Regions from separate parts of the Homo sapiens genome. Here region 1 is linked to region 2. Evidence: chromatin loops called from intact Hi-C (ENCODE). Cell type or tissue: tibial artery. All regions are shown on one strand. Links, peaks and the distances in the headings refer to the core of each region. The heading gives the core; the rest is flanking DNA.

Region 1 (4,404 bases), core at 258-4,257, 910 kb before region 2:
ACACTATACATGCATAAATTGTATGTACATTTATCAATCTTATTTTTTTATTTCAGAGCAATTTTAAAACAATTGTGTGAATATTAGTTAAAGTAAAGCACTAAAGCAAGACTAAGCCTGCCTATTGCAAAAGCCTGGAAATTCAATACAAATTTTATAAAATTAGTTTCTATTCTGATCGTTTCTGGACATAGAATCTTTTAAAGAGATTGTGAAATCGCAGAGACTGCTATGAACTGGGAATATTTTTGACATTCAGATGATATTCCCTGAAAACTCTTGATTCTACCCACAGCAAGCAAGGCAAAGTGCTTCCTAAAATGACTAAAAAAGATCCCCAGTCTAGCTGCCTTGCTCAAATCTAAGCATTACAGGCACAAAACTGAAATGCTGAGTACTTGAAAGCATCTGTGGTGTCTTACTCCTGATTAATTGTAGATATCCCTATGTGAAAACAATTAATAAAAGGCTGAAAAAGATTGGTGATTCTCAACATTTAAGGACCGCTATATGAGTTTTTTTCAACCATGGTTAATGCTTTAGTCCCAACACCTTTAATAAAAGCAAGGTGACAGACTATGAAAACATTTACTTCAGATCTACAAGCAAATCTGATACTATTGTTGAAAGATGCTTCAGGGCACGTGTACACATGTTCCACAGGAGCAAGGGCTGTGGAGGAGGTGGAGGTGTGGTGTGCGGTGCTCTGCCTCCTGCATGGGGAACGGTGTGATTCCCCAGAATAACTGCAGGGCTTTGATATTTTAAACCTGCTAAAAGAAAAAAAAGCTGGAGGACTAATCCTATGCACATCGCAGGGGAGAGAGTATTATCGAAAGGCAAATGTATTTTCTCATAAAAGTTAGATTTTTTTCTGATTTTAAGTAAACTGTGGTTTCATAAACCCATGTTAGTGCTATATGAAGGAGGTTTACATATGGCCATGCAATTATTTCACACTGAAAGTCACAACTCATGCTTCATCCACCATCAAACCCAAACCCTGAAAATGCAAACAGGCAATTTCACAGCTAGCTTAAACATTGATTGTTAAATAGCATCACATTTTCAGATTTCCAAACAGTGTATTTCATAAAACAACAAGAAGTAATTTTGTAACTCCCTGGATAGAAATCAGGGAACAATAAAACTTAAATCATTTCAGGGACCTGAGAGATTTCTGTTTAGCAAAGCCAGTGTTATCTAAGAAAAGAATTGGTTCTGATCCATGTCTACCATGTTCTTCCTAGTTTTTTTTGGCTAACATGAGATAAAAATTAGGGCATATTTATTTTGTAATGCCGTGATCAGTATTTATTTTTGAACGTGTTCTTTTTTATTTTCTACCATGTTGTGATGGCTCTCTGAAAAAGTCCCAGTATGTAATAAGGGTTTAAAATACTGTAACCCTGGGATTTCAGAATACCAAATATTTGAATATGTCCCAAAGCATGATTACTTTAGAGAGAGAATTGAGGTCTGATATTGCACAAGCAAAAATAAAATGATTGCATGGGGGAAAATACTATGTTGCTTGGGAAAGTGATCAGGGTTCCTATTTTGGGGCATCACATAGCATTTGTTCTCACATGACAGAAAAATTATTTTTCTTATAACATTATTCAAGTTGTATAATATAGGCTATATTTGAAAAATAAATGAATTTTATGCAAATGAAATATTTGAAACAGAAATAAACAGTTCTTTTTTATTTTTTAAACTTTAAATAGTTAAAATGTGGTAGATTATTTCTGATTTAAAGTCTAAATAGATGCTCTCAAAATGTCATAAACAAATGTGAACTACTATGTGTTCATAAATCTAATTTCCATTCCTTCCTTATGAGATGCTATTAAACACTATTTAATAGCATACTATGTAATTCTAATGGGAGATTGGATCTCCACTATTTAGATGTTGTGTCCAATTAAAACCATTTAAATTTAAAGCAATAGTATATTAAGAAAATTCCACTTTAGTAATAAAATTATGTTATCTTCTCTTGTCAACCAAATTCTATGAACATTTTCTCGAAATTGTAATAAATACTTAGTTTTCTATAAAATCATATATTGTCTATGTTGCAATGTACAGTTATGGTAGGTGCTATTAAAGAAAAGCTGTTGCTTCATTATAATTATTCTCTAATTTGAGCATTATTTAAAAAATCTGTGAGTGTGTCTGAACATGTGTGTACGAAACCATATTGTTTTCTATATGTAAGAAAAAAGCATTCCATTGAATTTATTAAGAAATAAAACATATCCGTTGACTTTAAGTTCAAACTAGATGACAATGACTAGGGGTATTGGAAGAAAAAAAAACTAATAAAAATAAATTTCTTACACAAACCCCCAGAATTATGACATTCCTTTTTGAACAAGTTTATTTGTATTGTTAGTCATATTAAGGCGATTGCATGAATCTCTGTAGAGATCAAAGCCTTATGACAACTTAATGACTCTGCAGATTGCAATGTGTTCCTTACCATTTTAACATCCAGTTCTAAATTTAAAAAAGAATTTGATTTCTCCACCCTCCATAGCTGTTTTTTTTTTTTTTTTTAGATGGAGTCTCACTGTCGTCCAGGCTGGAGTACAGTGGCAGGATCTTGGCTCATGCAACCTGTGCCTCCTTGATTCAAGCGATTCTCCTGCCTCAGCCTCCCAAGTAGCTGGGATTACAGGTGCCTGCCACCACACCCAGCTAATTTTTGTATTTTTAGTAGAGACAGGGTTTCGCCATGTTGGCCAGGCTGATCTCGAACTCGTGCCCTCAAGTGATCCACCCACCTTGGCCTCCCAAAGTGCTGGGACTACAGGCATAAGCCACCGTGCCCGGCCCACCGTCCATAGTTTTTTAAATCACAGAGCCTATATGGCTTTCAGCAGTAACCATGGCAGACACACTCACAATGTACATCTGTAGAGAGCTTTATTGTTTTCGAAGCATTTTCACACACATAACCTTGAGAGGTAGACAGTTTTCACGGCTATTTTATAGATAAGGAAGCTGAGATACAGAAAGTCGAGTGGTAGATCCCAAATATTAGAAGGTGAGCTAGAAGTACAATTCAAGTTTTGAATTGTACTTGAATTGAGACATCAAGCCCAGATCTAGTAATTTTAGAGACCACTAAACAAGCACAGATGTGACAGTTTCCTAAGGCTTGGGGAATCTTCATAACAGCAACAGTGTATGAATTTTAACATCCTTCTTCTAGGTATCTAATTCCAACTGTATACTTGAATGTGTATGAACAGAGAACCATTCACACAAACCGCATTTAAAAATTATTTTAAAGATGAAGCATATTGGCCTTAAGATTGAGATGGGGGACTCGAACCAGGATGTGTTTAGACTTATTGGATCCAAGTCAAGGTGGCCAGTTAACATTCTGGAAGCTTCACGTTCTCAGTTTTATGCCACTCAGCATGGCTCTGGTCAAGCCAGTTGTACCACGACTAGCTCTGCCTCTGGAACAAGCTGTTCAATCTCTCTTAGCCTTAGCTTCCTCATCTCTAAAATGGGGATAATAATACCTCCCTCATAGGGATTTTTGTGAAGATTAAATGTGATAATACGAATAAAGCCATTGAACAATGTATTAGATTTTTAGGGCTGCCATAACATTATCTCAAACTGAGTGACTTAAAACAACATAAATTTATTCTCTCACCATTCTGAGGCCAAGTCCAAAACGAAGATATGTATGGGCTGCACTCCCTCCAGAGGCTCTCAGGGAGAGCCTTTCTTTGCCTCCTCCAGCGTTTGCTGGTTTCAGGTGTCCCTTGGTTTGTGACTGATTAATGCCAATCTCTGTCTCTTGAAATGGCCTTCTCCTCAGTCTCCATCCCAAATCTCCCTCTATCTTCCACTTTTAAGGACACTTGTCTTTGAATTTAGGACCCTCGCGAAAGTTTAGGATCATCTCATCTTGAGATCCATAATTCAATCACACCTACAAAACTCTTTTTTTTTTTCCCAAATAAGGTCATATTCACAGGTTCTGAGGAGTAAGACATAAACATATCTTTTTTGGGGGAGGGGGTTGTCACAATTTAACCCAGAGCCTGGGAACAAACCCCTGCACCTTCTACCTCTATTGTCCTTGATTCAGACCATAAAATGTGGTCAATTTTGCAGTGATTAGCTCAGCAGTTCCCAATCCTGACTGTACATTAGGATCACCTGGGGTGTCTTTGAACCTCTCAGTACCCACCTGGGCTGCATTATAGACCAATTAGATCAGAATCTCTGAGAGTGGAACACAAAAATTGGTATGTTTTAAAGTTCCCCAGGTGATTCCAATGCACAGTCAAGGTTAGGAACTGTGGTACAAGGGCTCAATTGAAGGCCAGTCCATAGAAGTCCTGGGTTTTCTGGATTAAACAAGAATCTTTG
Region 2 (4,404 bases), core at 154-4,153:
ACAGTTTCTGTAAGACACTTGGATTTTGGGTTTGTTAGTTCTTTTGGGGTGAATTTTTAATGTTAACAGAAAAACCAAACTACCTTGGTGGAATTGGGTGCCAGGAGGCATTAAATAAATGGATTCAAGTAAGTACATTTGCAATACCCTAGAATGGTACATTCTCTCAGGTCCTTTGCTTTGGGTTTTTCAGAGAGATTCAGAATACGTTTCTACGTTTATTTAAAGTAGAATGTTAAGGCCAAGATGAAGAGAATCAATTCTAATCAGCTTTTGAAGTAGAAACAGGACAGGATCAATCTTGCAGCACTCAACAGACTATCTCCCATTTGGAACTAAAGATGCAGAACATAAAACATTCCATTAGATCCCTATTTTATTTCATTTGTGGCCACATGAGTCTGTCTAATCCTGACCACAGAATCAGAATGTTGAAAAGACTTTGAAGGTTCATCGAATCCACACCCACGCCTATGGGAAGATCTCCCACTAACCCTCCAGACACATGGGGACTTACCCTGTTTCTAAAGACCTCCACGAAGTCCTACAAAAAGTGTTAAAACACCAGCTCTCCTGCCAGTGGTCTGCTGGGATTGTTGAATTTGCGTCGGCCCCACCTCCATTAATCAATCCCACTCCAGCTCCTCAGAATCATCCCCTTTTCTCTACTCTTTAATACTCAACATCTGCCCACAGCTCACATGTGTTGCATTGCCAAGTTCTGGCCCCTAAGCCAGCTGAGGCCTGTTCTAGTCTATTGAAGCCAAGGCACAGGTGTGGCTGTCAGGCAGCCCAAGCCCCTCCTGTTGTTCCCCATGCAACCATTGGCAGTGCTTCAGCTGCTGAGCAGCTAGTGAGAGGAAAGGCAAATTCCTAAACACTCAGGAGTTTTGGAGTGTTTCATTCTTTGCAAGGAAAAAAGATTCATAGATCTTTTATTAGGGAGGCTGCAAGTGATGCTTGATATAAAATATTTGCCTTTTGTTTAACATAGTAAATTGATCATTATTTGGCTACCCCAACTCAAACTTCTGATCAAGCCTCAAAATTTGCAGCACCAACCTCTACCAGAATTCCTACTCTGTTGGCTTAAAATAGCAGAGGAGTAAACTTTTTTCCTTCATTAATATGAAAGAATTTGAAGCATTAGAAATAGCCCTGCACTAAAGAAACAGGTACTAAGAATGATGTTTCCCAGGAAATGCGTGTGGCCAGAAACCTAAGTCAGGAATGAAGAATCCTCAATGAGCATTGGAGAGGACTGTCTACTTTCCTTGACTCTCATATCATTCCTGGCTCCAGACTGGCTCCTGGAAAACGCTTTTTCTCCATTTCCCAGACAATGTCTTGTGCACTCCCCCATTGCCTGAGAGAGACTTAGGGAGGGTTATCTGTAGTACCAATCAAGGCAGCTTGGATGCTCCCCTCCAGCCTTCAGCAGACAGACCCTCCTGGAGATGTGGGAAGGGCCATCACCCCACTGTAAGGAGCTGAGGCCCTGTTGATCAGCTTTTTCAGTTTCAGCAACAGAAGCAGACAGGCCTTGAGCTGTATGGAGTGGAGCCTGCAGTTACTGGTGTGACCATCCACTGCAGTCAGAGGCAAAACCCTGAGAGAAGCCCAAAATCCAGCTGAAGAATGGGAATGCACAGGGTCATACTCCTCAGGTGGTGCCAATTTTCAAAACCCCAGACCCCTCAAATCAAGGACTGTATCCCAGAGAACTGGATAAACCAGCTATGTCCCTACAGATAAAGACACATGCTACCCTTTAACTTCCTGCTGGCTAAATGCTTTCTCTGAAGGCCTCGCCTGAGCTAAAATCAGATTTTCACATTTAGTATAATAATTCTCAAAAGCCCCACCCCCCGATCATAATCATCTTTTGACCTCCCTTCTCAGTGTTTCTACATTCACTGAGAAGTCTTAGCCAAGCTCCTACGACTCCTAATAGCTCAGATGACCCTAAACAGATGCATGCATTTGGATCATGTTAAGTTCATGTTCCAGCACTCCTGTCAGCCTTTCTTTCAGAAAGGTGATTTTTTCTCAGACTCAGGACAATTTTATATGGTAAACAGATTGCTTAAACAAACAAGCTTTGTTAACTTTTAAAGAAAGCACATAAATTATACCATCATAAAGCTTTCCCTTTTCAGGTTTGTAACTGGAGTGTCATAAACATCAGACTTGATGATCTTTGGTCCACATTTCAGATGTCTCTATCTTCAGGTGAGCCCCAAATGATTCTTACAAAGGGTAGCAGCGCCCTCTACTGGTTGGCTTTGCAGGCTAAGCTTTTACAAGGTGGAAGTCTGAGTATGAATCCCTTTGATGCTGAAATCCCTTGTAGTTAAGAAGGGAAATGAGGTTTTGAATGCGACGTTCTTCATTTCCTCAGCAACGCACATTGCAGCAAGGAGAGTCTCACATTTCTTCCATTATTATTTCTAGCATTTAATATAGCCAGCCACATTAGAACTGATGACACCTCGACAGCATTTTTCCCCATTACTAACGGTGTGAGGCAAATCGATGAGGGGTGGGGGGTTCCATTCTTCCCACCCTTTTTAGTACTCCGCCCCGCCCAAATAATAGAGCAGCACCACTGGCCATCTCTGAGATGTTCCCTTAAGAGCCACAGGAGGACAAACACAACCCACATGAGATGATAAGCCTGATTCTGTGCCACCTGGACTGGAAATCGACTAAGAGCTTGAGTGTACAATAAGACTCTCACAACCATCCACACACAGCATAGAATTTCAATCTTGATCTGAAAGCAGCTGTCAAGCTCAACCACCTCAACCACTTACTTCCAAAGGAATCTCTATGAATTCAGGAAACCAGGAGACCCTTTAGGTGGCTGGGGTACATTCAACAAAAAATATTTCACTATATTCAACAAATATTTAGTAAGCACTTACACTGTTCTGGTGCTGTGTAGGCACCAAGGAAACAGTGTTAAGAAAAAGCAACACCTGCTCTTAGTGGAACTTGTTGTCTAAGTGAGAAGACAAATAATCCCCAAAATTAATTACAAACAAGGACAAAAGACATGAAGGAAAGGTACACGATGTCATGTGGATATATAGTCTAGGGGAGTGGAGGGAGTTTCCCTGAGGAACTAACATTATCACTGAGAGCAAAAGGGCAAATAGTAGTTACTGAGGGTGGGAGTGGGCATGGGTTCCAGGCAGAGAGATAAGCATGTGAAAGACAGCTGCCAGGCAGGGAGGGGCAAGATCCTGGATGTGACCCTTGCCATAGGCATCCATGTCTTTATGACATTATTTCTATAAAATTGACTAAATAAATAAATACAAATAAATCCTTCCCAGCAATTGACCAAATTCCTCCAGTAAACCGAGTTGTCAATTTCTGTGCTGGGAAATGAGAGGAGTGGCCAAGTCTTCTACAAAGTGGGCATTTTTCTGGTTTTCGTCCACCTGCTGGAAGTTATGGATTCCAGTGAGCTCTTTGCTTCATCTTTGCATCATTTTAGCATGTTGCACCATGTACCCAATGCCAGAGCCTTCTTTTATATGGGCAGTATCTACTTACCTATATCTCTTCTGGTACTTAACAGACACCAGGCATTTTTCTTGTGCTTGATAGTGACTCTACATTAAACATTCCTAGAATTTTATCCCAGAATTCTTGGACAATGCCTCAGCAAGGTGATCTGCAACATTATTTTACTTATTTATTTCTGCTATTTTAACAAATGGTTATTTAGAGCTCACTACATGCCAGGCAAATTCTAACTGCTTAACAAATAGTAACTCATTTCATCTTAATGATAATCTTATGAGGTGGTTACTAATATTATCCCCATGTTGCAAATGAAGAAATTGAGGCACTAAGAGGATACGAAACTTTCCTGAGGTCACTCAGCTACAAGTGACCAAGCCACAGTTTGAGCCCAGTCAGTCCCCAGAAATAAAGCTGGAAAGCATTGCTCCACGCAGCTTCCTCTTAGCAAAATTAAAGAGGTACTCAACCAATAACGCTTTTTTATCTAGTTTAACATATGTCCCAGATGGGTAGAATCCTGTCAATTCTACCATTTGACAGCATTCTCCAATCCTACTTCTCATCCGGCTCTCTTTGGCTTCTGTACAAGCGCTGCCCCTTCATCCCCTCTCTCGGTATGGCAGCACCCACCACATGGAGCTGCTCTCGAGGCTCCAGATCTCCTCCCCTTTTTACCTCCATCCCACACCACGTCACAGCACTCTAGAAAAAAATGGTCTCTTCTATTTTTAAACTTCACTATCCCACCACTGCCTAAATATTGCAATTAACCCTCATACCGGGTCCTCCATGACCTTGTCCCAGTTCACCTTTGTAATCTCATTTCCAAAAGCTCCTTACCCCCAGCCCAAACTTGCCCCTCCAGCA

The links. Peaks named below come from ENCODE experiments on the same cell type or tissue, not always from the same donor. Only the 100,000 strongest peaks of a DNase experiment are listed, where the experiment ranks them.
Region 1: it touches region 2 in a loop (7-fold over the local background); 25 of 110 quality-filtered maps call a loop at or near these places.

What each region holds. Positions count from the first base shown.
Region 1 is chr6:84,415,026-84,419,429 of GRCh38, forward strand. All of the region lies in intron 1 of LOC107986620 (a long non-coding RNA gene), which reads left to right. Among named protein-coding and RNA genes, the nearest start is that of LINC01611, 58 kb to the right of the region's middle. In tibial artery, for the core only: no CTCF peak of the experiment used is centred there; no DNase peak of the experiment used is centred there; H3K27ac peaks cover 1,739 bases.
Region 2 is chr6:85,321,347-85,325,750 of GRCh38, forward strand. No RefSeq gene overlaps it. Among named protein-coding and RNA genes, the nearest start is that of LINC02535, 81 kb to the right of the region's middle. In tibial artery, for the core only: a CTCF peak has its summit at 2,273 (motif pointing left); a DNase peak (open chromatin) is centred at 2,285.